Linked DNA regions of Homo sapiens: all the other regions are linked to region 2. Evidence: chromatin loops called from intact Hi-C (ENCODE). Cell type or tissue: PC-9. All regions are shown on one strand. Each heading gives the region's core, and the rest is flanking DNA. Links, peaks and the distances in the headings are about the cores only.

Region 1 (10,810 bases), core at 3,250-8,249, 110 kb after region 2:
CACCCCCAATGAGAACCATTCACAGAGTTCTGTACCTGGAGTGCCAGTAAACACAGGATTTACTATAAATTTATTCTGATTTTTTGCATTAAAGTAGCTTGGATTGTAGGCCACCTAGGATGCAAAAAAATGAAACATACCTTGAGACGTCCTCAACCAAATCACTGTGAACCAAGATAAATGTTCATATTCCAGCCATTTTGAGACCAGGTACACCATCAATTTAACACATATATTTGTTTATTTGGGGGGAAGAAGTGCTCAACTCACATGAAAATAAACTATGATCTGCAAAAGCAGAAGTTTGGTTCATTTTTATACATTTTCCTTTGAACAAGGGACTGACAAATTTTCCGTGTAAAGGGCCAGATACCCAGACATTTCTGTTGCAACTACTCAGTACTGCGTTGTAGCACTGAAGCAGCAATATGTAAATAAATGATGGGCTATATTCCAATAAAATTTTATTTACAAAAACAGGCTGTCACGCCCTGCATTAAGCTGTTAAAATAATTCCCATGTGAACCGTCTTCAGCCGAAGTACATAATAATCATATTCTCTTAAACTAAAAAACAAGCTATTAACCCCACCATTGAGAGCTTGTCAAAATGCCACTATGCGCCCACCTACAAAACAGTGTGATACAGTTGAAAAAAAGGAAGGGATTCTGTATTCAGACCAATTTGTGTCTCAGATCCCAATTCTCTCACTTAATTACTGCAGTTTCCAGTCTGTAAAATGGGTGTGACGCCAGCCCTCACAGTGCTGTCATGAGGAACAGGTAAAATTATAGCACAGCAGATGGCATAACAAAGATGCTCAAATACCAGTTCCCTTCCTCCTACCAGAGATGCTTTATGCTTTTTTTTTTTTTTTTGAGACAGAGTGTCACTCTGTCGCTCAGGCTGGAGTGCAGTGGTACCACCTCAGCTCACCGTAACCTCTGCCTCCTGGGTTTGAGTGATTCTCCTGCCTCAGCCTCCTGAGTAGCTGGGATTACAGATGTGCGCCACCATGCCCAGATAATTTTTGTATTTTTAGTAGCGACAGGATTTCGCCACGTTGGCCAGGCTGGTCTTGAACCCCTGACCTCAAGTGATCCGCCCACATCGGCCTCCTCCTGTGGTGCTAGGATTACAGGCATGAGCCACCACACCCAGCCCAGTGAACTCTTAAGTCATTCCCCAAACTGGTGCTAATATGTTAGGTTGGTTGTCCACAAAATATACCATATCCTTGATTGCCTAACCATTCTGCACACAGGTTTTCTAAGATGATCAATCTAACCTTGCCAAGACTCCAATCAGCCTTACAGTAGTTTACCTTCAAATATGCCTCCTTCCATTAAAAAAAGAAAACACTTGACTCCTAGCCCAGGGAATCTTTCTGTGAAATACTTAACATACAGATCTCATCTCATTACTTTCTATTCAGGCTCAGATATCTAAAAATAGGCTACAAATCTAACTATATTTACTCCAAAAAAGGATCCCCCAAGTAAGCGGTTTACTGTCCACATAGACACATGTAACAGAAGCATTAGAGCTTCTTGATTTGTCTTGGTCACTTCAAATCTTAGGGCTACAGTGTATTTGGTTTGATGATTCCTCTTTGAAAATTATATGATGCTATATAGTATTTCATTTAAAATCTCACTCTCTGTATAATTTTGATATTTACAATTCATTTTAAACATGATGATATACCTACCCCTATTTCTTTAAATGTTGCAAAGACCTTTGGCTAAAAATAATGTAATTCAGACTCAGTGGAGAATGCATTTTGAATCATTTTTTCCAGTGGCTAGTGATGGATTTGGGCTGATCTCTTCACCCTATTTCTTGGTCCCCTCACGACAAATGGCACATCTTCAAGACAGCTGATTGGCTTTAGTGGCATGAGCTGTGGCCATGGAACAGGGTAACTTTAGAAATTATTCATAAATTGAAAGTGATATGGTAAGTAAACTATTAGAAAAGTCAACTACTATCAGGTTATCTGTTTTTAATGTACAAAGGCTACCTAGCAATACTGCACACATTTAAACAGATCATTAAACTCACCAATGGATTTTTTAACAGTCAAATACCTGCCAGTAAACAAAGTTTTAAAATAGGAACAAGATCAAGTTCCCGTGCATCTGCCAATTCCAAAACTCATGAACCCAGCTGATCTGCTCAATGAAAAAAACTGCATTTTATTGAACTATTTTCCCCTGTGAGAACTATTCACAAAAAGTACATTTTAAATTTATAAGTAAACAGTAACTTATTTAGCAAAAGTTAAAACAGTAATTGTTGAAGAATAGAAACGTATAAATAGTTATAACTATGATAGTAACAAAGGTGCCAGATCAAAACATCTCCTTACTTTCCAAGAACCTTCTCAGGTCTGGGCTAAAGGACCCCAAAGAAAAGCCCAGGCATTGGGCATTACTGATGAAGATTCTTCTGAGCAGAATCAGTAGTGGAGGAGGGAGGAAAAAAGGAACTCTAGAGTGGATGTGCACAGTATCTAGAAAACTGAAGAGAGGAGAAAAGGTTGGAGATAACCTGCCATTTGAAACAATTCCTCTAGGTACTCTCATTTGAAGGCAGAAGCAGGGGCTTCGTTGGCATATGCTTTGTTGGCATTTACCTACTTCAAAACATGGAAAGCTTTTCCTGACCTCCCCCCACACACACATACACACACACACACTCTTTCTCTCTCTCTCTCTCTCTCTCTCCACTTCTCTGTACACCATACATATTTCTAATATAGTCAGCCCTCCACATCCAGGAGTTCCACATCTAGGGATTCAACCAACTGCGGATCAAAAATATTTGGGAAGAAACACAAAAAACAGTATGACAAAAAATAATACAAATACAAATAATACAAATAGAAAAATACTTCAAATACTAATTTTTATTTGTATTTACATAGCATTTCCATTGTATTAGGTATTATAAGTAATCTATAGAGGACTGAAAGTACACAGGAGGATATGCAAGGTTATATGCAAATACTATGCCATTTTATATCAAGGACTTGGGCCTCCAAGGATTTTGGTATCCTCGGGAGTCCTGGAACCAGTTTCCCGCAAATACCAAGGGACGATTGTATTTCATTTCTTACCCTGTACTTATGCCTTGATATTTTGTGTCCCGTCTCTTAGATTTCTAGAACTTCCTAAGGCCAAGGACCATGTTTTCCATTCTGGCACCAGCACAAAGCACAGTTTGGGTACTCAGTATTCCGTGAAGAAACAAATGTAGCATCACCCTCATAAACTTTCATGACTTTGGAGAAGTTAGTCATCAGTCATTAAAGGTACTCCAACCTACCTCCCTAGGGCTGATTTTTAGGTTTATAATTCCCTTGCATATCTTTAAAATTTTCCACATGTATACATCCCTAAATAATATGATTTTCCATGTTTCTGAAGTCTTATGTAAATGGAATCATTATATATTCTTCTGCCACTTGCTTTTCTCACATAGTGTTGAGAGAGTCATAAATGTTGATGCATATAGTTGTGTTCCACTCATTTTCACAGCTGCATAGCAGTCCACTGCTTTGCACTTGGTTTTTCCATTCTCCTCCCAGTGATCATTTGAGCTGTTTCCAGGTTTCAATTATAAACAGTGCTTTTATAAGCATCTTTGGAAACGTCTCCCATTCCTAGCATGCATATAAGAACCGTATTTTTGTGCCAGATTTTCATATATATATATGAAAATATATATTTGCTGCCATATATAAAAATATATTTGCTGCCAGATCAGGTATGGGAAATATATATTTAATATATATATTTAATATATTTTTAAAATATTTTTATATATTTAACATATATTTAATATATATATTTTAATTTAATATATATTTTATATTATATATATATATATCAAATATATATATATATTTAATATATATTTAATATATATTTTATATATTTGATATATATTTATATATATTTTGTATATTTAATATATATATTTAATATATATTTTATATATATTTTATATATTAAATATATATTAATTTAATATATATTAATTTATATATAATATATAATTTATATAATATATATAATTTATATATTTATAAATAATATATACAAATTATTTATATATAAATTATATATAATATATATAAATTATATATTATATATAAATTATATATAATATATATAAATTATATATTATATATAAATTATATATATTATATATAAATTATATATTATATATAAATTATGTATAATATATATAATTTATATATAATATATATAAATTATATATATTTATAATTTATATATAATATATATAATTTATATATATTTATAATTATATATAATATATATAATTTTTATATATTTATAATTATATATAATATAATATATATAATTTATATATATTATATTATATATAATATATATAATTTATATATATTTATAATTATATATAATATATATAATTTATATATATTTATAATTATATATAATATATATAATTTATATATATTTATAATTTATATATAATTTATATAAATTATATAAATTTATAATTTATATATAATTTATATAATTTTTATATATTTATAATTTATATATAATTTATATATATTTATAATTTATATAATATATATAATTTATATATATTTATAATTTATATAATATATAATTTACATAATTTATAATTTATATATAAATATATATAATTTAATATATATTTAAATATATAAATTATAAATTATATAAATTATATTTAAATATATAAATATGTATTTATATTTATATATTTAAATCAAAGTATCTGGAGAAGATGGATAATAGATGAAAACATAGGCAAATCCACCGTTTGAAATGAAATCCCAAGCTTGTCAACACTCTAATTCAAGCAGATGGGCAGTCTATTGGTGTCCTGGGGCTGCTGTAAAGAAGTCCCACAAACTGGATGGCCTAAAAGAACAGAAATAAATTCTCTCACAGTTCTGGAGGCCCAAAGTCCAAAATCAAGGTGTCAGCTAGGCCATGTGCCATCTGGAGCCTCTAGGGGAGAATGCTTCCTTGCCTCTCCCTAGCTTCTGGTGGTGGCTGCAATCCTTGGCATTCCTTGGCTTGCAGCTTCACCACTCCAATCTCTCTGCCTGTTGTCACATGGCTTTCTCCCTGTGTGTCTGTGTTTTCACATGGTGCTTTCCTCTTTCATAAGGACCCCAGTCATGCTGGATGAGGAGTCCACCCTACTCCAGTGCTGCATGACCTCATCTTAACTAACTACAACTGCAGTAACAAACAAGACCCCAGTCTGAGGAAATAGGGACTAGGGCTTCAGTATATCTTTTTAGGGGACACAATTCAACCCATAATAGGCAGGAGGTTGGCTACAGAAATTAACAATCTATAAAATGGTCATGTCAACATATGGTTACATTCAGAACAATTTCATTTGTCAATCTATCCATAAGCATTCAATGAATACCTATGAAATTAACTAGTACTGAAATAATAATATGGTTTTTTAGAAGAAATAATGAAATGACAACAAGCCAGTCATTCTGAGATACTCCTAACTCAGCATATATCATTATTTAAATCTTGTTTCCAAAGAGTTCACAATCAGTAACTATATAGTGGGCAGCTACTCTGGACCACAATGGAGAGTTCCCCCTCCCCTCAACCAAAAAAATTTGAGATATGTCTTCAAGGAGCTAAAAACTGAGTTGGGAAGATGACAAACAAATGTTTAGATAACAATAAAGATAATTAATATGTATAAAAAAGGTTAAATAGTAATAAAGACAATAACAGAGGTGATACAATTAAAGCAAAACAGAGTATCTGCTTATGCTAATGATCACGGCTTTCATTTACAGATCATCTACTACCTGTCAGACATTGTTCTAATCACAGATTAAGTCATTTAATCCCCACCAAAACCTTAAAAGGCAACTAGGTATTACTATCATCATATGACAACTGACAAACACAAGGAACAGGAAGGTTAAACAATTTGTCTGCTAATAACTGTCAAAGGTGGAACTGAAATCTAGGCAATCTGACCGGCCCTCTCATCCACTAACAGATAGATATCTGTCATTCTCATTCTCTCATAGATGATCATATTAAAATGAGGACATCATGCCTCCTGCTTGCACAGCTGGATAAAAAAAATCTTTTCGGAATTTCATCCACGTGATAAAATCTGATGGTCACAAAGAAGAACCCTAGACTTCACTTTAAAGATGAGTCAACAAATAGGCTTTTTCCCCTGAAATCCATGTCTGTGAGTCACTGAAACAGCACAACCCTTGATTGTCTACTATTTATTTGTATCCACTTAGTCTTTATTAAAACTATCTTTTAAAAGGAGAAAGTTTTTATTACTAGTGCACAAAACACCCCATGAGGTGCAACTATCATGTAATGAGGCATTTGTTAAAAAGCCTGTCAGATCATATATAGCTGAGTTATTCTTCAAAGTAGTCCCCTTTGATGGTGTACACAAATTCCAGCAATGTGGCCACTGTTCAAAGTATTCTTTGAATTATTCTTTTGAAACTGCCTTTGGAATTTAAAGCTACATAAGGTACCATCTCATGAACTTTAACCATATCTTAATTTTTAAACCAAAACCAATGCTCCATACAGCACCGGTGCCCATTCTATGTATTAATAGAGGTGATACAAAATGATTTTGGCCTAGAGCCTTTGAGGATATTTTTTTTAAAGGTGCGAGGATATTTTTTTAAAGGTGCCTGGTCTCTGAAGTCAATCCAAAGAAGAGTTCCAAAATACATTGAATAATTTGGATTTGGAACTTCCTGACCTTCCTCTACATGGGGCTTTTGGAACGCTGCCTAGGGTCTTTTGATTGTTGAGAATGTTGGGCTTGATACATCTTAATTAGTCCTAACTTGCAAGAGCAGGTTGACCTTGAAGGTTAGCAGAGATAAGCAGTAGGAGTAGCAGCTTGCCCAACAGGCAGTTTGCCATAGTAGAGAAGGAGTATGCAAAGGGAATCCCCAAAGATGGCTTAATTAGGATCCTGGGAGAATCAGAAGGAGAAAGACTTGCCATGACCTAGAGAGTATGGACAATAGTTATCTTCATACTTGGAGCAGTTACTTCTTCCAGTCACAAATACAAACAACCACGTATCCTTGTTACAGAAGAAGGTGAAAGGACTGAACGTACATATTTTTATAACTTGGCACTATTGGCAGACAAGGTTTCACAGATGGGGCAGAAATAACCTGAAAAAAAAAAAGGCAGAAATAAAAAAGGCAAGATGAAGAAGAACCAAAACCAGTGTTAAAAGAATGGCAAGGAAAGAGAGGATGAAGAAATTCCAGTTCTAAAATAATGATACATGTGAATCTCGCAGAGAAGATCTATGTCTTTTGAAGGAGCAGTATATGCTGCTCCACAAAGAATTCCCAAGATCCAGATGGAAATTCTGTTATCGACACTAGGAGGAAAAGCTGGGTAGTGGTGGTTAAGAATGGGTATAAATGTGGTGATATGTATAGTCAGTAAGACTATTCATGAGGTGTGCTATCTTCCTGAAGATTGTATCTGAGACGTGGCTTCTATTAACGTAATTCAACATCTATCCATGATTTTTAAAAACACCCTCAGGAAATCAGGAATTGTCAAGGGCACCTATGAAAAACCTTCAGCTGACATCACACTTAGAAAGCATTTCTTCTTTCACCAATAAGAGTGGGAACAAGGCAAGGACGGTCACTCTTATCACTTGTATTTAACATCTTTTAGAGCTTCTAGCAAGTTCAAAACACATAACATATTGGAAAAAAGAAGTAAAACTGTATTTACAGACAACATAATCATGTATGCAAAAAAAATCCTAAGAATACTACAAAAAAACTACTAGAATAAGTAAATTTAGTAAGGCTGCATAAAACACAAAGCCAATATAAAAATTAATTATATTTGTATTGTTAGCAATGAACATATGAACACTGAAATATAAAAATACTGGCCCAGTGCTATAGTTCATGCCTGAAATCTCAGCACTTTGGGAGGCTGAGGCAGGAGGACTACTTGAGCCCAGGAAGTTGAGACCAGCCTGGGCAATACAGCAAGACCCTATCTCTACAAAACATAAAAAAAAAAAATTAGCTGGGCATGGGGGCATGCACCTGTAGTCTTCAGCTACTTGAGAGGCTGAGGAGGGAGGATCACTTTAGCCCAGGAGGTTGAGGCTACAGTGAGCCACCATCATGCCACTGCACTCCAGCTTAGGTAACAGAACAAGACCCTGTCTCAAAAAACTTTATTTTAAAAATGTCATTTGCAATACCAAAAAAAATGAAATACTTAGGGAAACACTGAACAAAATACGTCCAAGAATCACACACTGAAAGCTACAAAACATTGCTGAGAGAAATTAAAGACCTAAATACATGGAGAAATATTGCATGCTTGGGCCAGGCGTGGTGGCTCATGCCTGTAATCCCAGCACTTTGGGAGGACGAGGCGGGCAGATTACCTGAGGTCAGGAGTTCAAGACCAGCCTGACCAACATGGAGAAACCCCGTCTCTACTAAAAATACAAAATTAGCTGGGTGTGGTGGCGGGTGCCTGTAATCCCAGCTACTCAGGAGGTTGAGGCGGGAGAATCGCTTGAACCCAGGAGGCGGAGGTTGCAGTGAGCTGAGATTACACCATTGCACTCCAGCCTGGGCAACAAAAGCGAAACTCCATCTCAAAACAAAAATATACAGATAGATAGATAGATAGATAGATAGATAGATAGATAGAGATATATAGATACATATCGCATGCTCACGGATCAAAGACTCCTAATTGTCATGATGTCAATATTGATCTACAAAGTCAATGAAATCCCTATCAAAATCCCAACAGGCTTGGACAAGATGATTCCAAAATTTGTATGGAAAGGCAAGCGACCAAGAATATTCAAAACAATCTTGAAAAGAAAAAAAAAAAAAAGTTGCAGTACTTCCACTACCTGATCCCCAGACTTATTATAATGCCTCAGTAATCAAGACACTGCAGTACTGGTATAAGGATAGACATACAGATCAATGGAACAGAACAGAGACTATAATTAGGCCCTTCTTTTTGAGGTCCTAGCAATGGTCAATTGATTTTCAACAAAATTACCAAAATGTGTGGGCCTTTTCCCACAAATGATGCTGGAACAGTTTGATGTCCATATGGAAAAATAAATGAATCTTTACCCTTACTTCACAAAATATACAAAATTAACTTGAAATGGAACATAGACATACTAGTTTTATATTGCTGAATAACAAACTTAGCAGCCATAAACAGCACACATTTATCATCTCACAGTTTCTGTGGGTCAGGTGTCCAGGCACAGCTTAGCTGGGTCCTCTGCTCAGGGTCTCACAAAGTTGCAATCAAGGTAATGGCCAGGCTGCATTCTCATCTGGAGGCTCAACTGGGGAAAATCTGCTTCCAAGCTCATTCAGAGTGTTGGCAGAACTCATTTCCTTTAGGCTGCATGGTTGAAGGCCCTGGCTTTTTGCTAAGCAGCTTTTAGTTCCTAGAGACCACCTGCAGTTCCTTTCTATGTGGCCTTCCTCAATGTGGCTGCTCACATCAACAAGTCAGCAAAGAGAATCTCACCTCGGGGAGGACCCAGACCTTCTTTTAAGGGTTTTGTGCTGATTAATTCAGGCCTACCCAGGATAACTTCTCTTTTGATTAATTCAAAATCTACTGGTTGTGACCTTAATTATATCTGTAGAATCCCTACACTTTTTCCATATTCTAGTCTATATTCTAGAAGCAAGTCACAGGTCCTGCTCACACTCAAGGGAAGGGGATCACACAGGTATAAACACCAGGGGTTGGAAAGATCTGTCTGCCAAAACAGATCTAAACATAAGAGCAGGACTAAAAAAGTTCTGGAAGGAACACAGGGGAAAATTTTTGTGAACTTAGGTTAAGTAAAGATTTCTTAAAACACAAAAACTCAAACCATAACAGGGGAAAAAGTAAATAGGACTTCATCAAAATCAAAACTCCTTGCTCTTGCACAGGCACAGTTAAGAAAATGAAAGACAAACCACAGTTTGAGAGAACATGCTTGCAAATCACATATCTGATGAAGTACTTGTATCCAGAATATAAAAAGAACCCTCACAACTTCAGACAGACAATCCAATTTAATAAGAAATGGGCAAAAGATTTCAGCAAATCCTTCACCAAAGAAGATAAACTTAATGGCCAACAAGCACATAAAGACATGCTCACTATTACTAGTCACTAGGAATTTGTAAGTTAAAAATACAATGAGATACCATTATACACCCAGTCAAATGGCTAACATTTTAAAGGCAGACAATTAAAGCCAGTAGGAATGCAAAATGGCACAATGGCATGGCCACTTTGGAAAACAGTTTGACAGTTCCTTGTAAAGTTAAACATACACTAAACATATGGCCCAGCAATGCCACACCTAAGTATTTACACGAAGCAAATAAAAGCATGAGTCCACACAAAGACTTGTATGTGAATGTTCATGGCAGCTTTTTTTCAAAATGGCCAAAAACTGAATCAACTCAAATGATCAACTACTGAATGAATAAATTACATTATAACCATACTATGGAATACTACTCAGCAACAGAAAGTCAGGAACTGCTGATACATGCAACAACACAAAAATGAATATAAAAAGCAGTATGCTAAGTGAAAGAAGCCAGCCACAAAAATACCACATAAGCCTATCCTTGACAAATTTCAAAGAACTACGAGTGTTCACATCATATTCTTTCACCATAATGCAGTTAAGTTGTAAATCA
Region 2 (10,810 bases), core at 1,142-6,141:
GGTTTATGTTAAGAGTAACATTTAACTTCTGTTGATTAAAAAATCACTGCTATGAACATCAAGCCAATATCTTGGTGAGGCATTTAGGACATTTGCTTTCTGGGCTAGATTTATTTCCTTGCTCATTTTGTTTGGGTTCGAATATCCAACAGCTCATCCCCTCTCACCTCACCCCTGATTAAGTTGGGAGTGGGTGTGTGGCTCGTGATTAAGCCTCTTTGCCTGTGATTGCTCTGGGTGTAGACAGGAGGCCTGCGACCCAGGTCTGGAAAAGAAGATATAAAGGGAACAATTTGCTCACTGTTAAAAGGCAGATCTGCAGACAGGGAGTTACTCATGCCCATCCCAGACCCATCCTGCCCCACCAGCTTAATAACTTCAAACTGAACTTTGAGGATATGATGCCTGAAGCCCCGACAGCCATCTTACGCACAAGAGGAGGTGAGCCTGGGGTAAGAAGATGACAGAGTGAGGAGGGCTAGGAGGAAGGAAAGGAAGATCCCCAGACAATAATAGCTCCTATCTCACACTGGAGAATCACCGACTGCAGGTTGCTGGCTTTCTAAAATTATTAAATCAAATGGTTAACCCACTGTTATGGACTGAATGTTTTCATCCCCCTGAAGTCCATATGTTGAAGCCCTAATTCCCTGTGTGATGGTATTTGGAGATGGGGTCTTTGAGAGGCAATTAGGTCATGAGGGCCAAGCTCTAGTCTGATGGAACTGGTGCTTTTTAAGAAGGGTCACCAGAGAGCTTGATCTCATGCACTCACATGCACACACTGAGAAAAGGCCGTGTGAGTACACAGCAAGAAGGTGGCCATCTGCAAGCCAGGAACAGAGCCCTTACTAGGTCCCTGCTGGACACTTAATCTTGGACTTTCCAGCCTCCAGAGTTGTGAGAAAATTTCTGTTGTTTAAGCCACCCAGTCTATGGTATTTTGTTTTGGCAGCCTAAGCACACTAAGACACCCACTTTTAGTTGGGTATTTTGTTACAAGTAGCTGCAAGCATCTTAGCTGTGCTGAGAATTGTCAGAAAGAAAACAGTGCAACTTTAAGCATATTTTAAGTACCATATTCTTTAAGAAACATTAGGCCAAAGAGGAATTCACTGTGACACTGTCATACTTCCAATTCAGTTAAGTACACTTAGGATTTAGAGGACAGAGATGAATCTGACATATCCCTGCCTAAGATGTTCACAATCCAGTGAAGGGGACAGACAAATTAACAATGACATTACAAGTTGGCAAGTGCTATAATGGGGACAATTGCACAGGATGTGGAACACCTACCCCAATCCATAGGAGAAGAGGAGGTCAGGAAAACTTCCCCAAAAAGGTGACATAAAACTGAATCTTTAAAGATGAGTAAATCCTTGATGAGGCAAAGGAGTCAAGTTATTCCAGGCAGAAGGCACAGTTATGGGCAAAGGTGTGGATTAGTAGGTATATTAATCTGTTTTGCTTTGCTGTAAAGGAATACCAGAGACCTGGTAATTTATAAAGAAAAGAAGTTTATTTTGGCTCACAGTTCTGCAGACCGTACAAGAAGCATTGTGCTGGCATCTGCTTCTGGTAAGGGCCTCAGCAAGCTTACAATCATGGTGGAAGGCGAAGAGGAAACAGGCATGTCAAATGGTGAGAGAAGGAGCAAGTGAAAGGTGAGGGAGGCACCAGACTCTTTCAAACGACCAGCTCTTGCATGAACTCATAGAACGAGGATTCACTCATTACCACGGGGAGGGCACAAAGCCTTTCCTGAGGGGTCCACCTTCAGGATGTTCACAATCCAGTTTGCAACCCAGACACCCCTTACTCAGCCCCAACTCCAACATTAGGGCTCACATTTCAACATGAGATTTGGACGGCACAAACATCCAAACTCTATCTGTAGGTTAAATAGCTTATTATGTGCAAGAGAATGCCAAGAAATCGAGTGTTACTGGAGCATAAAGTCAGACAAGATAAGTGAGGATCTGGACTGGTGGTAGGCCAAGAAGTTTGGGCTTTGTTCTGCAGCTCACCAGATCTCAAATGTTAGTGTGCAAGAATCAGCCCCAGTCTGCATTTTCAGCAAATGCTCCCATGATTCTGATGCGGGGCTTGCTGCACTTGGAGAAATACTATTGTATAGTCCCCCATCTACGTCCATTTGATAGATTGTGCTTCCAAAGACTGCTGCAATAATATCCCCCATCCCACACACTCTTTTGCAAGGTGATCTTACCACTCATACATCAAGAGGTGGATTCTGTTTACCTTCTCCTTGAATGTGGACTGGCCCTGTAACCCCTTTGACCAATAGAATGTAGCAGAGGTGATGCTGTATAATTTCCAAGGCTAACCCTTAAGGGATTTGCAACTTCCAGTTTGCTTTCTGTGCATACTCCTTCTTGGAAGTCAGCTGCCATACTCTGAGGAAGCCCAAGCAGCCACAGGGAGAGGCCCATATGGAAGAGAACCAAAGCTCTCAGCCAATAGCCCTAGCTGAGTTCCCCAGGCAGCATGGCCAGAAGCCAGCACTAACTGCCAGCTATGTGAGTGAGGCCATTTCAAGCCTTTCAGTCATTCTGGTGGCCTAGCCAACACCACATGAAGCTGATGAATCATACAATTGACTCACAGATTTTTGAAAACTAATGAATTATGGTTTTAAGCCACTAGGTTTTGGGGTGATTTTTTGTGCAGCAATAGAGCACCCAAGCATTGCTCTTGATGAATGATCCAGAGAAGTAATCCCCTACCTGCTCAGCTCCCTTCCCCATTCAGCTATAGGAATCCATGCACAAATCACAGCCACACTCCAAGGAGGGTACTCCACAGTAGTAGGTCAGAAGCTGTTATAATCTAAGATTTTACCCTACTAGCAAGCTGAAAATTTAGTTGATCACCACACTCTAACACTCTGAGAGAAAATATAAAGCCTCTGGATCCGAAACAAAGACAGTTTATTATTCACAGCAAAATCAGCAGCCACAGCAATATCTTGGATCTGCATCCTGAACCCCAGTCTCTACAGGGTGGCATGCTGTTCTGCAGTGCAACCTTGCCACTCTTACATTAAGAGGTGGTATCGGCTGGGCGTGGTGGCTCACGCCTGTAATCCTAGCACTTTGGGAGGCCGAGGTGGGCAGATCACCTGAGGTCAGGAGTTCAAGACCAGCCTGGCCAACGTGGCGAAAGCCCATCTCTACTAAAAATACAAAAATTAGCCGGGCGTGGTGGCACATGCCTATAATCCCAGCTACTTGGGAGGCTGAGGTAGGAGAATCGCTTGAACCCAGGAGGCAGAGGTTGCAGTGAGCTGAGATCCTGCCACTGCACTCCAGCCTGGGCGACAGTGCGAGACTCCGTCTCAAACAAAACGAAACAAAACAAAACAAAAACAGGTGGTACCTATTTCCCCTCCTTTTGAATGGGGGCTGGCCTGTAACTGCCTTTGACCAATAGGAGGCTAGATAGTATCTGCACATGTAATGGGATACACCACAGGAGAGAAAACCCCAACGCAGGAAACTCTGGCTACTAGTGACCTACCCATTCTCCCCTGCAGGGAGAGAGATTACTCGTTACCTTGGAATGAATGATCAGATGTAAACAAATGTCCTTTGTGGAGATTTACATTTACTACCCTGGATTGGAATGTCTCCTCATACCAACTTTACTAACGTGGCTGTAAATGTATTTCCTCAGAGAACCCTGACCATGCTGAAACCGGAGATAGTCATGGTGAATTGTCTCCAAACACACACAGGCCCTACCACCCCCTTCTGCCCACATGGGGGTCTAGTCATAGTTGCTGGGCTGACTATACTGCATTCCTAGAAATCACTCTAAGAGGACAGGCACATGGTTTTTGTATGCCACCTGGAGCTGGAGTTGTGTGGTGGGAGGCAAGGTGAAGAGTGACTTCTCAGGCCCGTGGTGATGCTCACCAGGAAACAGGAAAGGCCTCCTTTGAATGCCCAGCTGCACTCTGCAGTTCCTGCTGGGGAAGTGGGAAATGTATATGAGTATGCTGCATGTTTGTGACATGTTTATGCATGTTTATGCCATGTTTATGTAGAAAGTAGTAGTTTTCAAAATTACACGCATGAAAATGACTTGGGACATCAATTAATGTGCAGATTCATGAGCTTCACCACAGAGAATCTGAAAATTTAGTAGTTAGCTAGGGTGGGTGCTAAGAATCCACATTTGATAAAGCACCTCAAGTGATTCTGATATACATGGTTTGAGGACCACACTTTGAGAAACCCTGTTAGAGGTGACAAGGAGCCACAGCAAGATCTTGGAAAGGGGTGAACTGATCATATTTCCACTCCAGAAAGATCACTAGGATTGCATGATGGAGGATGGACTGGAGGGGCAAGAGTGGCCGTGAGAAGGTCAGTTAAGAAGTTGTTGTCATAATCAAGGAAGACCTGATGCATGAACCCTAACATTGGACAGGACTCAGTGACTGATGGAATGTTGGACATGAAGTGAGGAGGGAAGGAGATGCCAACGTGGGCCAAGCCTGGCACTGAGGTTTCAGACTTGGAAAACTGGGTAAAGGAGATATTAGCCACTGATAAAAGGAATCCAAGATGACAAGCAGGTGGGAGAGGTCAGTGACCAGGATGAATTCATTCTAGACATGTTGAGCTTGACCCACCCTAAGTCCAAGCCCATAAGTTGCCTTTGTGTATATTAGAAAAAAGAAAACCCTTCCTAACAACACTGGACTTCTGTTAGTCATAAAATTGTCATAGTATAACCAATTTTGTTAAAGCTCAACCTTTGGCTGCCATATGCCAAGAGACTGCCATAATAGACCTAGAAATCTATGTGGACCTCATTCTGAAGGATCCCTGTCTTAGTCTGTTTGTGCTGCTACAACAAAATACCACAGACTGGGTAATTTAGAAACAATAGATAACAATAGATATTTATTTCTCACAAGTTCTGGAGGCTGGGATGTGAAACATCAAACCTCTCGCTGGTCTGGGCCTGGTCTCTCTGCTTCCAAAATGATGCCTTTGTTGCTACATTCTTCAGAGAGGAGAAACGCTGTGTCCTCACATGGCAGAAGGTAAAAGGGTGAACACCTTCTGTTAAGCCCTTTTATAAGGGCACTGAATCTCATTCATGAGGACAAGCCCTCATGACTTAATCACTTCCCAGCAGGCCCCAACTCTTAACACCACCACCATGGGGATCAAATTTCAACAAGTGAATACTGGGGACATTCAGACCATAGCAGTCCCCCTTAGATGTGGCCCCCTTGTGCACTTCACAACCTGTGCAACAATGCATAGCAGTCTTGGGGGGTACCTATGGGTATCCAAGTGGAGATGTCCAGTAGACAGTTGGAAAGGAACTCAGGAAAGAGAGGTAATAAAAAGTTGGCTAATTTTCGTAAAATTTGAGGACAGAGGAACTCTTTGTAATTTAACCTTCAGCTTCACGATTTGGAAACTACGGTTGGGATCATCACTTTCATTTCTTGAAAACAAATTAAGCAAATGAAAGTGGACCTGATCGTCCCTTGTAAAATAAATTTCTCAAAAACATAATTTTGCTAGGACTGAGCAAAGCTAATCCTCAATGGAATTACATGTGACTGCACTGCAGAGAAATGTTCCCATCATTTGGAGGGTTTGTAGTGTCAGCTCAAAAGAGCAGGGCTTCTGCCCTTATGAATGGGTTAGTGGATTATCATGGGAGTGGAATTGGTGGCTTTACAAGAAGAGGAAGAGAGGCCTGAGCAAGTACGCCTAGCTTCCTCACCATATGAGGCCCTGCACTGCCTTGGGATGCAACAGCGTTCCCACCAGGAAGAAGGCTCTCACCAGATACGGCCCCCTGACCTATGACTTCTCAGCCTCCAGAATTGTAAGAAAAAATTTATTTTCTTTATAAATTATCTAGTTTCAGGTCTTCTGTTGTAAGCAACAGAAAATGGACTAAAACAATAAACTACAGAAAAAGCACCACAGATGACTTAACTTTGCCTTTAGAAGTTATCTGGAAGGTTCTCAGCCACAAGTTCAATTATTGGCAAGGCTAAAGGATGCCTCGGGAGGCTTTTGCCTTCACCACCCCCATCATCTCCACCATTCTTTGATGTTGAGATTCCTGTATCCTCAGTCTTATGACAGGTGCTCTACAATGCAGTGTCAAGCTCACCTTCACACAGAGACTGCGGTCCAGAGACCTCATACTCTCAAAGCTCCAGAGACTCCACTTGCCTCAACCTGGCAAGCATATTTCAGAGACACACTTTTTGCCCCACTCAGTAAACACATAAATTTCTCCCAGATAAATTCCCTTAAGGCAGCCACATTTAAGCAAGCAGCTGAGATATAGTGGTCTGCAAAGGAGGGAGAAGAGTCCAAAATAGGAGGAGGTCCAGGAGATGAGGTTGTCAATGAAGTCAAAGGAAGAACATTGTCTTCAGAATCAATCTTGACCTTGGGTGCCTGGGTGGAAAGTGATGCCAGTCCCTGAGATTAAAAAATAAAAATAAAGAATAAAAAAAGAAAGAGAAGCTATTTGAAGTGGAAGAGCCTGTAACATGTCCAGGAGTGACGGGGTAGATGGGTCTGGTGCCCAGGAGAAAGGCCGGGCTACAGATTTCAGCCTAAAGGTGTAAAACCTCGAGAGGCAGAACTGGCTAGCTGTGTAATGTGTAGGGCCCAGGGCAAAATGAAAAATGCAGGGTACCTTGTTCAAAAGTATTACAAATTTCCAGATGGTGATAGGAAAGCATTGAATCAGGAATGGGGCCTTTCTAAGCATGGGGCCCTGTGTGAGTGCACAGGCCAAACACCCATGAAGTTGGCCCTGATGAGAATGTGTAAATTTGCCTGGGGAAAACATGTAAAATGAGAAGACAAGTGAGCCAAGGAGACATACTAGATCATTGGCACTGACAGGGCAGGTGAAAGAAGAGCGGCCCGGGAAGAGCTCGGGGGGTTGGCAGAGACAAGCAAAGAGTCAGGGCAGAGGGGGCATGGGAGCCAAGAAAGTCAAGAGTTCTAAGATGGAAAGAGTGATCCAGAGTGTCAAGTGTTGCTGGGACATCTGGTAAGACAAAGAAGTGTTCCCTGGATTTGACTGCAAGGAGGTGGTGTGGACTCTGCTGAGAGCACTCCCAAGGGACAGAAATGTCTGGGAGGGCAAAAAGAGAGACAGTGAGTTCAGACCACCTAGTCACAGGTTTTGAGTTGCATGGACCAATAAAATGAAAACAAAACCGAGACCCACTGTTGTTGTTGTTGTTGCCATTGTTCTTGTTGCCATTGTTGTGTGCCAGGACCATAACATATGACTGCCAAGTAAGGACTGTGTACATGAGGCTCCATCTTTGAGAACCAATGTTGAAGCCTTCCATTGCCCTGCTTGCCAAGTAGATGTCAGCTGGAGTTAGGGGGATCCTTTTCATCCTGAGCACCACCACATGGGGCTCACCAAAAGTGGGGAGAAAAACACACAGTCTCTTTGCCACCTATGCAGACAGCCGTCAACTCAGTCTGGGCTTGGGCAGTGATGCTTTGCAGCCCTAGGGTGGACTGGGCAGCAGGAGACCTGGACTCCAAAGCTGGACTGCTTTGTAAGGCCTTCAGCGCAGAGTTTTAACACTCTTGTTTGAATGTTAGAGATTTTTCAAACGCTAGAGATATTCACATTCAAATATAAGTTAAAACATCAGATATTATATATGGATTATCCATTTCTCTAAGTCTGAAATAGCATAGTAATTGACTTGATGTAATTAGAGGCTGAAATTTATAGACAGTAACCATCAGGTCTTAGGAGAGGTGTGCAGATGTGTTTAGGGATGAGAAAGATAAATGCTTTTCTTGGATGAGATTTTGAGTCCATTGGAGAAGCAGGAGCATGGACTATATTTTCCATTCTTTATTTTCAATCTTTGTGTATCTTTATAGGTGAAGTGTGTTTCTTGTAAGCAATAGTTTCTTGTAGGGTCTTGTTTTTTCATCCATTCAGTCACTCTATGTCTTTTGATTACAGAGTTTAGTCCATTTGCATTCAATGTTATTATCGATAAGTGAGGACTACTCTTGTCATTTTGTAATTTGTTTGCTGTTTGTTTTGTGGTGTTTTCTTCCTTCTTTCCTGTCTTCCTTCCTTCTTTCCTTTAAGTGAAGGTGATTTTCTCTGGTGGTATGATTTAATTTCTTGCTTTTTTTACATTTTGCGTATTTGTTGTATATTTTTACATTTGAGGTTACCATGAGGCTTGCAAATACTATGTGATAATCCATTATTTTAAGCTGATGAGAACTTAGCACTGATTGCATAAACAAATAAACAAACAAGCAAAAAGAGAACTAATAAAAACTCTACATTTTAACTTTATCTGCCTGTTTTTAAACTTTCTATTGTTTCCCTTTGCCTTATTGTATTGCCTATGTCTTGAAAAGTTACAGTTATTATTTTTGATTTATTCATTGTTTAGTCTTTCTACTTGAGTGTTTTACACACCACACAGTCTTATAATATTCTGTGTTTTTCTTTGTGCTATTACCAGTGAGTTTTGTACCTTTAGATAATCCCTTATTGCTCATTAATATCCTTTTCTCTCAGATTGAAGAACTCCCTTTAGCATTTCTTATAGGACAGGTCTGGTGTTCATGAAATCGCTCAGCTTTTGTTTGTCTGGGAAGATCTTTATTTCTCCTTCATGCTTAAAGGATATTTTCGCTGGATATTCTATTCTAGCATTAAAGTTGTATTCCTTTAGCACTTTAAATACGCTATGCCACACTCTCCTGGCCTGTAAGGTTTGCACTGAAGAGTCTGCTGCTGGACTTATTTGGGCTCCACTGTATGTTATTTGTTTCTATTCTCTTACTGCTTTTAGGATTCTTTCTTAATGTTTGATCTTTGGGCGTTTGATTATTAAATGCTTTGACGTGGTTTTCTTTGGGATGATACATGCATGGGCCTAGCTCAAAAGAAAGCATGTGCATAGGAGCCCAGCAACAGAGAAAGCAAGCTGTGCTCTGGAGGAGGCAAAAAGATGAGGCACCCCAGAATCTGGAAGATAAAACTTTTTTCTCCTCTGGTCTCTCTCTCTCTAGCGCCCTCTACTGACAAGGATTTACATTATGCCAGCTGGTAAGAAATATTTACAAAGCCCATCTCCATTATCACAGAGCAGTTAAAGGAGGATGCCTTTGGAGCTGAGAATGCATTGATAAGTGGCGTGGACACTCACAGACTTACTGGGTTGAAAGAAACGCTAATCTAATGTCTTCCTATTTCCAATCCACATCCCACTTGATGATTGAATTCCTCCTACGAAATCCTACCAGGCAGTGCTTCTACAGGTGTAGGGCCAAAGAAAGAAATCTCTACATTTAAAGCCTATTTATGTCCAGAGTATCAATCAATACAACACACCTTTCCAAAAGGAGCTAACTCTGTAATCAGTGATTAATTCTTTCAATGACATCTATTTAAGGATGCAATTTGACCAATATGTAGGTATTGCCTGAAATAGTCATTTCTAAACACTTGGCACTGGGCCAGCTGCACAAAATTACCTGGGGTGCCTTTAAAAAAATTAATAGACCTTTCTTTGTGTAGTTTTAGGTTTCGGAAAAATTGAGTGGAAATTATAGAGAATTCCCATATACCCTCTCACAGTACGCCCCACCCCCCGTCCCAGTTTCCTTATTATCAACATCTTGCATTAGTGTGGTACACAAGTTACAATTGATGACCCAATATTGACACATTATTATTAACTCAAGTCCACCGTTTACATTAGGGTTCATTCTTTGTGTTGTACATTCTATGGGTTTTGACAAATACATGGTAATGGCATGTATCCACCATTATAGTATCATAAACAATGGTTTCTGGTTTCAGTGCTCTAAAAATCCCCGGTGCTCCACATACTCATCCCTCCCTCTTTTCCTCCCTCCCTCTCCCTGAACCCCTGGCAACCACTGGCCTTTTTACTGTCTCTACAGTTTTGCCTTTTCCAGAATGTCACATAGTTGGAATCATACAGTATATAGCCTTTTCACATTGGCTTCTTTCACTTAGCAATATGCACTTAAGTTTCCTCCATGTGTTTTAATGGCTTGATAGGCTCATTTCCTTTTAGTGCTGAATAACATTTCATTGTCTGAATGTACCATAGTTTTGTTTACCCATTCACCTATTGAAGAAGATTTTCACTGCTACCAACTTGTGGCAACTAAGTGACAAACATGGGGCATCTGCTGGAAACGTTTGTGTGAAGGATTTGCCTAGACATAAGTTTTCAATTCATTTGGATAAATGCCAAGGAGCATGGTTGCTGGGTCATATGGTAAGGCTATGTCTAGCTTTGTAAGAAACTAAACTGTCTTCCAAAGTGTCCGTGCCATTTTGCATTCCCACCAGCAATGAATGGGAGTTTCTGTTGCTCCACATTCTCTTTTTTTTTTTTTTTTTTTTTTTTTTTTTGAGACGGAGTCTTGCTCTGTCGCCCAGGCTGGAGTGCAGTGGTGCGATCTCGGCTCACTGCAAGCTCCACCTCCCGGGTTCACGCCATTCTCCTGCCTCAGCCTCCCGAGTAGCTGGGACCACAGGCACCCGCCAGCATGCCCGGCTAATTTTTTTGTATTTTTAGTAGAGACGGGGTTTCACCGTGTTGGCCAGGATGGTCTCGATCTCCTGACCTCGTGATCCGCCCGCCTCGGCCTCCCAAAGTGCTGGGATTACAGGCGTGAGCCACCGCGCCCGGCCCTGTTGCTCCACATTCTCACCAGTATTTCATGTCGTTGGTGCTTTGGATTTG
Region 3 (6,562 bases), core at 484-5,483, 1.1 Mb after region 2:
CCATTGTCCTTGTTTATTTGGAGAAGCAGCATTTTCACACACTCAGCAAAGGATGTTGCTAGGAAGTGTCGAGGCCAAGCCCAGGAAGACCTGGTCCCCTGAGATTGGCCTGCTGGTCAGGAGAAAGAATAGACGCCTGATTCCGGCAATATCTTCCTGTATCTTCAAACAGGAGATTGTTTCCTCATGGGTCCCTCCCAATGTTGCCAGGAAGTGTCTGGTCAGCAGCTCAGCATCCCTAGCCTAGCATCCAGGGGCCTCCAAAGAGGCCCACTTGAAAGTCAGGCCACCCCATCTGCCATGGGATGTACAACCACCATAACATCCTGGCTCAGAAGAGAAGGGCCACTGCAGTCAATACCTGGGGGGAAATGCCCATCATCCTCATGGATAACAACTAGAAACTTTGCTAAATCACCAAAAAAAAAAAAAAATTACTACAAAATAAAACAACACTACTGATCACATTTCCAAGTTAACCTCACTCTACTAGAGCTGTATTTTGGATGTATTGCTAGGATAGGAAGTAGCTGTGTGATGCAGGTAACACACATGCTTCAGAAACTGACAGACACTTTCAGAAGAGTGAGAGTAACCTGAAAGGACAGACAGCTGCTCTAAGTCTGACGTCCTCTTCATCCTGGATGAGTCGGTTGATTAACGGCTAGTCACTACCAGGCAAACATTCAGTGCCAGGTCCCAGACTTTCTGTATTGTCGCCTGGATGCTAGTTACACATTTGATGAGTTTTGACCAGAACAAATCAGGGGAAAACATAGAACAAAGCCTCAAACACTAACCAGTCATCTACAACACATTTATTTGTACAATCCAGAAACTAGCAGGACCAAAATTAGCAGCAATGCTGAGACATTTACTGGCAGCTTTGCCTTCTACCCTAAGGTCAAAGTACTTGAGACATTGCCTGTGTGCCTAAGGAGGCATCACACAAGGAAAGCCCCACCCCCTACTTCCTTCATCTGAGCAAAGGAACCTGTTTACATGCACAGTGCTTAGTGGGTGGGACTCTCCAAAGCAGTGGAAATTCAGATTTAACCTAATGTATACAGGTCTGCGTCATGATGGCAAATTGAAGGTGTCATGATTTAGCTGGTTTCTCTGGAACATTCCTTTCAGGAGCCCACACTTGTCACACTTCATGCCCCAAAGGGATCAGGTGCTCTGGGATGTCTACCTGGAATACATCCTTGCCTCCTTTCCTAGGTATGGGCTCCAGTAACCACCTGGGGTTTGAAATCACAGTCAGGTACTTCTGCTTCAGGTTGGTCAGTACAGCTTGATTTTCTAGTTCCACAACCTCATCGGGAGTTAAGTCTTCGGGGCATTGCAAAGTTTCCCCAATGTCAACGAGTCCTGTACACAAAGAGAGATACACATGAATGCCTTTCACTTCCATAGCCCAAGGCCTGCCCATGTGACAACACAGTTACTCAAAGTCACAATCAATAGAGAGTAAGACAGCATCAGCAAAATGACAAGAAGGGAGTCAAGTCCTTCTTCCGTAGCTTTGATAACGAACCAAACCCGATTCAGGAAACGCTGGGAGAGGCAGGGGGAGGGCTCCAGAAAGGCAGAGGAGAGGGCCTTGTCCTCATGAAGCCACACAAGTAAGAGGCAGGTCCAAGCCAGACTTCTGAGGGCAGCGGTTGCAGATTGGAAGGGCACCAGCCACTGCCTGGGAAGCTACAGGTGATGCCTGAGCAGGTCACCAGGGGACAGATGCTGATGTCGGGCCTCAGTCACCTAGAGGTTAGGGGACTTTCCCAGGGTGCTGTGAGTGGTGGGGCTGGGGCAGGTTCATGAAGCCAGGCGGGCAGCCCAACTCTAGAGGCCACCTGACCCATTCGGCGGGCTGGGCTGCTTTTCATGGTCTCTGCCACACATGTGCACTCACACATGTATGTGCAAATACACACAGCCAAACACCACAAACACCATGTGCACATGGCCCTGACCAGGCTTCTCACTGAGATCAGAAACAGGAACTGAGGCCCAGAGTGGAGAAATGATTTACCAGAACTCGTGGAAGCCAGCCATACCAACCCCCAGCCCAAGGTCCTTGCCGCCCCTTTGAAGGTGTGTTGCCAAAGGAAACTGTGTTATACACGCCAATCAGTTCAGATGACAAGAGAAGCCCCCAAATTCCCAAGCAAGATCTTGGGCAGCAGCCCTAGGCGTTGTCTGCGCATTTGGTACATTGTCACTTACCCGCTATCACTCCTCGACCAAACTTTTCCCCTTTCCTGAGCAAGGCCTGAATCTGAGCAGGAGTCATCCCGAGTCTCTCCACCAGCAGCTCCCGCCAGGCATCGCCTTCCCAGTCCCTGTGAGCAATGTGGACGGCGATGGTACAGTTCCGCTGGCTGCTCAGCAGGGGACGCCAGCGCGTCTCCACAGTCTTGATTCCATTTAAGACAAAGCCAGCATAAGGCTGCCGGAAGGAGAGGCAGCCAAACTTCATCTTCGCAAGCGCCCCGGGCCTCCCGTAGCCTGCGGAAGCACAGAAGCGCATCACACGCCAGCCCTCCAAGCTCATGGGCAGTGGCCTGACCTTCCCCCCGTGTCTCTCAGGTGGCCTAAATCGCACTGACCTTGATGGTCTCCTGCTTCCGTCTGTCACTGATGTCCAGCACCACAGCAGGCCCAAGGGAAGGGGCTGGGATTCGGCTGACTCAGGTCCATCCCATGGAGTCTTTGGGGCGGTCCGGAGTAGGGCGGGGACAGCTAGAGGAAGGCACAGGCAGGATACCATGTGGTCAGTGCTATGACAGAGGTCACCGAGCCCTAGGGCAACACAGAGGACAGAGGGCCCCCTTGGCCTAGCCAGAGTGGAGAGTCCGGGCTGGTGTTAGCCCTCTTCCAGCACAGAGGGAGAGTCCCACCCTCTGCTTCTCTTCCCTTTCCCCTGCTGTGCCCTGCCAATACTCTCAGTGCCCTGGCCCTGCCGCCACCAAGGCACTGACCTTCCCAGCTCCTACTCCAGGGCTGCTGAGCCCACATCGTTGATATCCAATCTCAGCTCTGTCCTCAGGATGCACCGTGACCTCAGATGGCCCTCAGTCAGACATCTCCTCTCCACCCCTCTGGGTGCCACCTTCCTCAAGCCCCTTCCCCTACCACTGCTCTCCACTGTCAGCAGATGCCCCTGTCCCAATCTGAGCTGAGAAAAGAAGAATGATAATCAGAACAACTAGCAACCCCACACACATGCCTTCCACGTGCCAGCCTCTGGGATGGCATGATCCTCGGATCATCAAATTGAATCTTCAAGTAACCCAGCAGGGTCAGTGGTACTGTGAGGCCCACTCTATGGCTGAGGAGAATGAGGCACCAGCCCACAGTCACACGGGCTCTGACTTCCCACAACTCTTGCCCAGCCTCCTGCGTGTCTGGCTTGGGAGAGGGTCCCCTCCTCTTGCATGGAGGACGGCCCTGTGCCTTGGAAGGAACCCTGGGCTCGAAACCAGAACCTCAGCCCAGTCATAGACTCTTGAGATGCCTCAGTTTCCACATGGCTGTGAGGAAGGGAGATAAGGCACCAAGAGCACCCAGCCCAGTACGTGGCACCTAATAGAACAGTCAGAAATAGTGGCTGCCCTCACCCCTCAGGCCCGTGGCCCCGCCCCCGGCCCTGAACTCCACCCTTGAGCTGCCCCTACTCCTCTCTCTGTCCTTCCTTTCAACACATAAACGCAACCTCTAGTACGCTCTATGATTTTAAGAAAATATACCCACCCTCATGAGACAAAGCCCTGATAGGGCCAAAGCTGCCTGGTATTCACTCCTTTCCCAGTCTGCACTGCAGCCTTCTGAGCTCCAGATCTCCTGCTTTTCTCCCGCCTCTGGGGTGAGCTGCCTCAGCTGAGCCGGTTGCCTGCTGTGCTCTGGACCCTGCTCCTCTGGCTCACTCCGGGCCCTGGGTGCCACCAGCCACCATCTATGCTCGCTCAGCATCCCTACTCTGAGCACACGCGCGCCTCCCACTCTGCCTCCCTTCTCTACAACCCTGAACAGCCGAGACCTCAGAAGAGCTGTCTACATGCGCAGTCTCTACTTCCTCTCTGAACCTTCTGCCCCCACCCCCACCTTTCTCCCTTTATTCCCCACCCCCCCCACCACCCACTCCACTGACTGACCTATCCCCACAAGCACCCATGGCCGGCCTCATGCCAGTCCTGTCTTCATCTTAGTCCATGCTCAGCAGCCCCAGCATGGCTGGGCACACTCCTTCCCTCCTTCTGGGACCCCCACGTTGCTCACCGTCCTGCTCTGAATCCCGTGGTGCAGGCCACCCCCCTTCAGACTCAGCCTTAGGTGGACAGGCCCGTACATACTCAGGACCCCAACCATCACCACCAAGTCCACCTCCCTTCCACCTCTGTGAGTGGCATCACCAGCTACAGCGTTCCTGCCCCAGACCTAGCTGCTCTCTGCCCTGCCTTTCTTTCCCACATCTGCGGCCCACATCCCGTGGCACTGTGTCCAAAACCGACATTGAATCTGATCCCTTTCCATAATCTCTATGGCCACAATCCCAATCCAATCCCCTAAAACCCCCTGCCTTCTGAAGAAGTCTCCTGATAGCACCCCCACCCCCCCCCAGCACTTGTCCTCTGCACTCTTGTGACCACACTGCCATCGGAATGATCTTGGTACAGGGACAATGAGATTATGTCACTCCTCTACTGAAACTTTTCAAGGGCTCCCTGCCCCAACTAGCACAGAATCCACACTTCCTCTCAGGGCACTCAAGGTCCCTCCTGATCTGGTTTCCCACCCCAGCCACGTCCTCTCCTCTCCCCTTTATTCACCACCCTGAAGCCACACAGGCCTTCCATCCCCTGAGGGAACATGCCAAGCTTGTTTCTACCTCAGAGCCTTTGTCAGTTGTGATGGGTTGCATTGTGTCCTCTTAAAATGCGTATGTTGAAGTCCTAAACCCCAGCACCTCAAAATGTGGCCTTATATATAAAAACAGAGTCATTACAGAGGCAATCAAGTGAGACTGAAGCCATCAGGGCGGACCCGCATCCAATGTGGCTGGCGTCCTTATGAAAAGGGGGATTTGAGAGACAGTCACGCACACAGGGAGAACACCATGAGAAGATAAACGCAGAGATAAGGGAGATGCTTCTACAAGCTAATGAGTGCCAAAGATTGCCGGCCAGCCGCCTGCAGCTAAGAGAAAGGGACAGACCAGATTGTCTTTCACAGCCCACAGAACAAACGAACCTGGCCACCACTTTGATTTCAGACTTCCATCCTCCAGAACTGCGAGACAATGATTGTCTGTTCTTTAAGCCAGCCCTTTTATGGTCCTTTGTTTCAGCCATCTTGGCAAACTGCTGTTCCCAACACATCTGCACAGGCTAGGGCACGAGTTTGCCATTTGACAGCACATCAAGCCCATTCTTTCCACCTGACAATCTTCATCTACCTTGTTTTTCACTGCCTGGGTGATATCCCATTGTTGGTCGTCTCATAATTTGCCTGACCATTCCTCCACTGATGGAGAGTTACAAGTTGCTTCCCACTTTTGCCACTAGAAATGACATTACCTCTAACACTCGCTGTGTGAAGACATGCTGAAGGAAATGCCTCGGCCGCCTGGCACGCCCATCTAAGATGCTGATATCTGCCAGCAAATGACTTTCCACAAAGACTCACCCGTGTACCCTCCACCAACCCATCCATGGTGCCATTTCCTCACACACTTGTGGCCCCTGAGCATGATTATTCTTCTGATGAGTGACCAAAGATAACCAGGTTCCTTGGTTCTGGATTACTTCTGATGGAGGCTGAATGTCCCCCACAGGGCCTGGCCACTTCCATCGGGATAAATGGCTACAGTGAATGTTTGCCTCTTTTCTGCCGCCCAGTTTCTTAGCCAACCCTTTTCTCGTCATCACCACAAAATCACAACAGACGCCAACTGTGTGTATGTGGAATCCCTAGTAGGAACTGATGTAACTGAAAAGGCAAGAAGGGGGTTGAGTCCCCTCCTACCTGGTGCTGCAGAGAGTACCTGCTTTACGGCCAGAGGAGGAAACACTCTTCCACTTAGCTTCTTTACCTGCACAACAAGGAAGATAAAGAGGAAAGGTCATTAAGTGCAAGACAGCAAAGCTGGTTAATGGCCCTAAGAAGGTCATGTACTTAGCAGGCATTGGAAACCAAGAAGAGCTGGGAGGCCTGGTCTTATCAGTAACACACATGTGCACATCACAGTTTGGTTCTGCTAATCACAGCAGTGGGACCCTCCGCACCTGTCTGGGTCAAGGACCACAGGGTGCACCAGCCCGCAGGGCAGAAAATCATTTCACCATGTTGAGCAGCATTCTTGCAGCCAAGCATGCTCCATTCGAAGGGAGAAAAATGACACTTCCCCTCCCATTGTCACGGGGCGAGTGTTTGGGACTCTAAATCCCATTGTCCTCAGCTTAATTCTGGGTAGGTCACGCTGAGCACGGCGCCACAGGCCACAGAGCTGTGCACCGCCCGGCCTCAGGTCCAGGCGAGCTCACAGCAGAAGGGCCAACGG

What was found. Hi-C counts contacts between places; a loop is a spot of excess contacts. Peaks named below come from ENCODE experiments on the same cell type or tissue, not always from the same donor. Only the 100,000 strongest peaks of a DNase experiment are listed, where the experiment ranks them.
Region 1: it touches region 2 in a loop (5-fold over the local background); 5 of 110 quality-filtered maps call a loop at or near these places.
Region 3: it touches region 2 in a loop (11-fold over the local background); 2 of 110 quality-filtered maps call a loop at or near these places.

Annotation. Positions count from the first base shown.
Region 1 is chrX:150,576,982-150,587,791 of GRCh38, reverse strand. All of the region lies in intron 1 of MTM1 (myotubularin 1), which reads right to left. Among named protein-coding and RNA genes, the nearest start is that of MTM1, 14 kb to the right of the region's middle. In PC-9, for the core only: no CTCF peak of the experiment used is centred there; a DNase peak (open chromatin) is centred at 6,231; H3K27ac peaks cover 1,740 bases.
Region 2 is chrX:150,682,037-150,692,846 of GRCh38, reverse strand. No RefSeq gene overlaps it. Among named protein-coding and RNA genes, the nearest start is that of MTMR1, 6.0 kb to the left of the region's middle. In PC-9, for the core only: no CTCF peak of the experiment used is centred there; DNase peaks (open chromatin) are centred at 2,546 and 3,656; H3K4me3 peaks cover 2,230 bases; H3K27ac peaks cover 3,099 bases.
Region 3 is chrX:149,541,551-149,548,112 of GRCh38, reverse strand. It overlaps EOLA1 (endothelium and lymphocyte associated ASCH domain 1), which reads right to left. Exons shown (of 5, transcript NM_001171907.3): 2 at 6,028-6,094; 3 at 2,613-2,745; 4 at 2,230-2,511; 5 at 1-1,374. The coding sequence starts at 2,482. The coding sequence ends at 1,151. Among named protein-coding and RNA genes, the nearest start is that of EOLA1, 3.8 kb to the right of the region's middle. RefSeq lists an enhancer at 6,551-6,562. In PC-9, for the core only: a CTCF peak has its summit at 2,360 (motif pointing right); no DNase peak of the experiment used is centred there.